Regions from separate parts of the Homo sapiens genome. Here region 2 is linked to region 1. A link is a loop called in an ENCODE intact Hi-C map of the cell type or tissue named here. Cell type or tissue: CD4-positive, alpha-beta T cell. All regions are shown on one strand. Each heading gives the region's core, and the rest is flanking DNA. Links, peaks and the distances in the headings are about the cores only.

Region 1 (2,921 bases), core at 112-2,611:
CCCTAAGGAGGAGCTTAGATACCAGATTCATCCTCCATCCAGGCAGAAGCTCCCCAGGGATAAAACTGCAAGGTTAAATGTGAAACTCAAAATTTGAAGCAAAAGCCTCTCCTCTTCTGCACTTCTTTTCTTCCTAAGTTGAGCAGTAATACTAGAAACAGAGTCAATTGAACCTGAATAGCTCCTCTGGGGTACCAGGCATCATTCTAAGGAACTCGTTTCATCCTCACAGAGGCACAGATGGGGTATGTAACTTGCCAAAGCTCACACTGCTTGGAGTAGAGTCAGGATTCTAATCTGGCTTGTCTGGCTCCAGAGCCCACGTTCTAAACCATTAGGCTCATTCTGCCTCTCTTGGAGAAGACACAAGAAGTCCCAGTCTTGGCTAGCCTGGCTAGTTCCAGAGACCTCCATAGCTAAACAAGGTGTAGAAATAGAATGTCCCGTCACTTAGCTATACTTCTATCCTTCCCACCTTCTACACAACTACCATTACCATTGCCACCAGCAACTGGTAAATATTGATGGAGCTTCTTTTCTTTGCCAGGCACCATAGATACAAAAACTAAAAAAAAAAAAAAAGAGACTGTAATCTTGACCTCAGGAACTACAGAGGAGATAGACATCCAAGCAAATATGCCAACAAAATCCCAAGTGGGGTCTAGTAAGGGCCAAAAAAAAAAAAAAAAAAAAAAAAAAAAAAGAGCTGGTGTAGCCAGATGGGCAGGGACTCACCTTGCTTCAGGGACAAATTTGCAGTGGTGATGAATTCCTTTCATTCTTAGCTTTCCTCCTATTACTTCCCTGATTTATTTTACTTACAAATGACACGTCTAAATGGCAGAGACCTGAAGTTCTCTTGATGGGGTGCTGAGATGTTCAGAAGGGAGGTATCCTGTTTAACCAACAGATCATTTATAGATAAAGAGAGGCTCTAACTTAGCATACAGTTCATCTATTTCCTTCCCCCAAGAAAGAAGGGATATTTACATCTCCTCTATTCCTTCTTCCAGGGCAAGAATCTTCTGTTCCATATGCAACATCTTCTGGCAGCCTTGTCCTTTTTCTGTCCTTGACGACTACAATAACAAACAGCTGTTGCCGAGGCATTGCTGTTGACGTGTTACCTTTGAAACCTCCCTCCTGTTATGGAATAAGCCTCTTCCAGATCATGGCTCATTATCATCTAGTCTGACAAGCAGCCTTGTTGCCACGGAGACCCAAAGGGATCAGGCGTGGCATTTGCCTGCATCATCACCCCCTCCAGGGGAACTATAAGGACTCTTCTGTGCGTCATGCGTGGCTGTCCTGGGACTGGCTGCCACCAGACTTTTCCTGCGGGTAAAACCTAAACAAATGATCAGCTGCAGATAATATCAAGACCTCTGTTTGATATGTTAATAGTGACAGCCAGATTTCCACAATTAACAACGAGGTGGGAAGAAAACACTGTAGTCACCAGACTTGGGAGGAGAGGGTTTGTATTCACATAAACACAACCTCACGTCACTGCTTGCCACCACAAAGGGCTCTGTTCACTGTTTTGTTCTCAAAGATCATCCTTGCGCTCATCCTCTGATCTTGAATTTCTACATAACTTTCTCAGTTTATATGCCCTGTGGCAAGTGCAGCAAGCACTGTTTCCTGTTTCTAAACTTGTAGAAAATCATCCATACATCTTACAGTTGTCAGTTTTAACCAGATAACAGTGGCACTTTGTTGCTGCTTTTTTATCTTTAGCTTAGGTTAACAGGACCCTGGAAGTAAAGTTGTTGATTTATTCAATAGAGTATTCTCAATTAATTTGGCTAGATTTCTACATGATTCAAAATCTAAAAAAGTAGAAATGCATGCTTACATGTCTAAGGCCTGAAAAATTGGTAGTGACATCCCAAAATAAATGAAGGTTTTAAAACAATAAATGATCTCTTTTTTTTTTTTTGCTTCTGTGCTTGGGGAGAAGCAATGAAGGAAACAACAATGTTGCTTTAAGGAGTGAGGACCCCAAAAATAAGAATATATAATTATGACAGATAGGGCATAGGGCGTTGTTCAGAATTGATGGGGCTGGTGCACACACAAACATTTTAATAGTTCTAATACTTTGTGTACACTCTTGCGATGAAGTGATGACTTCATTAATTGATTGAATAATATTTATGCAATGCTACTATGTGCTAGCTATAGAACTAAGCTTAGTCTCTTAAGATCTTAACATTCTGAAACTATTAAAATGTATAATCACCATTTGTAAAAGTAAATATACTAATCTAATAATTTGGAATGTACATTACAGTAAAAAAAAAGCAGGGGAACATCCTGTAAAATGTCACTCAGAGATAACCACCACTTACAGAGTGAAGTATATTCCTGCTTTTTGCGGATAGTGTGTGCGTATATATGTTTAAGCAAAGCTAACAATATACTATTTTTATAATTGGCATTTACTTTTTCTTTTGCTTAACTTTATATCATAACCTCTTTCCCACATCATTACAAACTCTTCATAAATAATCTTACAAATGGTTATGTAATATTTATCTTATTTGTAACACATACTATCTTCTTTTTTTCATCAACACACTGCATGGATAACAGATTTATTTTTTAAGTCAAAAATCTTTCTTGGCTACACTAACCAATGTTTTTGGTTTTTGTTTTGTTTTGTTTTGTTTTGAGACAGAGTCTCACTCTGTCTCCCAGGCTGGAGTGCAGTGGTGTGACCTCGGCTCACTGCAACCTCCGCCTCCTGGGTTGAAGCGATTCTTCTGCCTCAGCCTCGCAAGTAGCTGGGATTACAGGCATGTGTCACCATGCCTGGCTAATTTTTGTATTTTTAGTAGAGATGGGGTTTCACCATGTTGATCAGGCTGGTCTCAAACTCCTGACCTCAAGTGATCCACCCTCCACGGCCTCCCAGA
Region 2 (2,921 bases), core at 250-2,749, 630 kb before region 1:
ATATGGCAAAGGTTAAGGACATATAAATTAGAAAAGAGAACCTAGAGGACGTCGATTCTGGTTATTTACTCTGGCTAATTGTTCTAGAATAATTATCTTCATTATCCTAATGTGAAACACCAAGTAGGACTCTATGTGTTATGTTATGAAGAAAGATGTTTTGCTAACGAGATCCACACATATCTTTGATGTTCAAAGTGGGAATATAGTGTAGCAAGAAGAAAATTGTTGAAAATATTTCCAATTGTATATGTTATGCATATCATCTAAACATAAACATGATGCATTGAAAAAAATACTGTTGGCAAAGCAATTTAGAAATTCCAGAAAATAAGCCAGGCATGGTAGTGTGTGCCTGTAATCCCAGCACTTTGGGAGGCTGAGGCAGGCGGATCCCTTGAAGTCAGGAGTTCCAGACTAGCCTGGCCAACATGGTGAAACCCTGTCTCTACTGAAAATATAAAAATTAGCCAGGCGTGGTGGCATGCACCTGTAGTCCCAGCTACTCAGGCTGAGGCAGGAGAATTGCTTGAATCTGGGAGGTGGAGGTTGCAGTGAGCTGAGATCGCACCACTCCACTCCAGCCTGGGCGGCAGAGTAAGTGAGACTCCATCTCCAAAAAAAAAAAAAGAAAGAAAGAAATTCCAGAAAATACCTTTTCATTCAACTCTGAAATCAAAGAGTACACCATTGCTTTGTGTACTGTTTTTGACTTTTTTCTCTTTTCAGTTTTCAGCATATGCCAAGTACTGCCAAAGAGGTTCTTGCATTTGAAGGCAGGTCAGTTATCAGTGCGAAAATACTTACTGTGAGTCGATAGGGAATTTTTCCACCTGCCATTATCGGAAGTTATATTTGATGATACGTTCACTGAATCTGGGAAACCTTCACAGAATCCCCATTGTCTTAGCAGAAAGGATATCAATCATGAGTTATGCAATCTCTTGTGTAAAATTCACCCCTAAAGAGATGTATTAGATCTAGATTTTTGGCAGTAAACAGTTGGCTTTAATAGTCGTGACAGAAATCGAAATTTCCCTGTTTCCTGTTATTCTTTGAACTGGCATGTCAGCTTCTGTTTTAGGCTTTGTTGATAAGAAATATTTAAATCAAAGGAAGACTTTGAAGAAAAGGCAGTAACCTTGCTGCCATACCTGTAAACACAGGAGGCTTATTTAACATGATGCTTGAGAGCGTAGGTTTGGGGCAGCTTTTCCACCTGTCAGAGCTCAGTGGCCTTGGATAAGTTGCTTTCGTCTGTGAGGTTCAGGTTCCTCAACTGTAAAGAGATAAAAACCACATGTTCCGGTTTGCTTAGAACAGCCCTGGTTTACAGCTGTTATTCTGTGTAATTATTAATTGCACCCCCTTTCACTCTCAGAGGTGTTCTGGTTTCGATAAAATTACATAGTTACCCTAACCTACCTTGGAGAGTTGGTGTGAGGTTGAAGTAAATTAATGTTTGTGAAACCCTTAGCACAGTGCCTGGCACAGACTAGATGCTCAGATGATGATGATAAGTATTGTTAAGCTGATTGGTATTTCAAACCACGCTTCAAAGAAAATGATTCAATAGACAATGTCTGTTTTTATAAAAATTTGGCCACTCTCCCAATCATCTCGTCTTTTGTTCCACCCACATAGAATTTCCTGCCCAAGGCAATAAATTTGAGAGGTTTCAGCAGCTACTGACGAATTTCTGATTGTCATGGCTTTACAGGTTATCTAGGTGTGGCACTACCAGTGTTTATGCTATTGCTAGCTTGTTCATCGGGGTACACGTTAGGATATAGAACTTTTTCACAAATTAGATCTTATTTTCCACAAACAGCCCCATGAAACAGATTATTTTAATAGCTATTACTATTATTTTAATCTGGAAATGGAGACTCAGAAATATGAAATGGCTTTCTCAAGATCACATAGCTCGAAAGCACCAGGAAGCATGCGAAGGCGGGGCTCCTTGCAGGGAGCATGTGAAGGCGGGGCTCCTTGCAGGGAGCATGTGAAGGCGGGGCTCCTTGCAGGGAGCATGTGAAGGCGGGGCTCCTTGCAGCTCATTTCTTTTCATCGCACCATGCTGGTTAAGCAAAAGGGCAAGATTACTCAGTTACCTCAATTCCTCCTCATTATGCCCAATTTTGTCATCTCTTATTCCTCTTTGACTTGTCTGGTATGCTTCACTCAATTTTTTTTTCCCCCAAAAAAGTTTTTAAGTGCTACTTGGTCTCAGTATATGGATCCCATTCTTGGCCTAGGGCAGCTTACAGTCGAGAAGTGATTACTCCATGTCCAATCATGTGTTACTGGGTCTCTGTGAGTAATTTCAGGAAACTGTAGAAACACAAATGAGTCAATGCTCACTGCTCTGCAGTTATGGCACCTTCTTATTCCATGCCATTGCAGACAAAAATGAGAAAATTGGGGTCTGTCATTCCCACGCCTTTTTGCCTGCAAACCAGTGAGAATGTCTCCAATGACCCATTCCAGTTTCTCTTGCTGTTTCCATCCCACTACTCTATAATCAGGGTCTGTTTATACCTGCCTTCTCTTCTAGATTAATGGACAGCATCCCTATCTTGTTGATCTCTGTGTTTCCAGTATGATGCCAAGCACTTGGCACATGGAAAGGCTCAGGCGCCAGGGACTGTGCTCAGTGCTGTATGTGAATATATTCAGTATTTATTGCAACCATGCAAAGTAGCTTTGATTATGCCCATATCATGGATGAGAAAACTGTATCTTGGAGAGATTAGATCACTTGCCTAAGATCACATAGTTTTTAAATACTGAAACAAGATCTTTCTTTATTAAAACGCCTTTTATTGAAGTATAACTTACATAAAATAATCTATACATATTTAAAGTATACAACTTAATAAATTTTGACATATGTATACACACAGGAGACCATTACCATA

What was found. Hi-C counts contacts between places; a loop is a spot of excess contacts. Peaks named below come from ENCODE experiments on the same cell type or tissue, not always from the same donor. Only the 100,000 strongest peaks of a DNase experiment are listed, where the experiment ranks them.
Region 2: it touches region 1 in a loop (10-fold over the local background); 1 of 110 quality-filtered maps calls a loop at or near these places.

The regions. Positions count from the first base shown.
Region 1 is chr6:137,822,670-137,825,590 of GRCh38, reverse strand. WAKMAR2 (wound and keratinocyte migration associated lncRNA 2) reads left to right here. Exons shown (of 4, transcript NR_049793.1): 4 at 1,014-1,922. Among named protein-coding and RNA genes, the nearest start is that of TNFAIP3, 43 kb to the left of the region's middle. In CD4-positive, alpha-beta T cell, for the core only: no CTCF peak of the experiment used is centred there; DNase peaks (open chromatin) are centred at 540 and 1,360; H3K4me3 peaks cover 1,192 bases; H3K27ac peaks cover 2,500 bases.
Region 2 is chr6:138,454,593-138,457,513 of GRCh38, reverse strand. All of the region lies in intron 3 of NHSL1 (NHS like 1), which reads left to right. Among named protein-coding and RNA genes, the nearest start is that of MIR3145, 21 kb to the right of the region's middle. In CD4-positive, alpha-beta T cell, for the core only: no CTCF peak of the experiment used is centred there; DNase peaks (open chromatin) are centred at 1,233, 1,613 and 1,963; H3K4me3 peaks cover 1,613 bases; H3K27ac peaks cover 2,436 bases.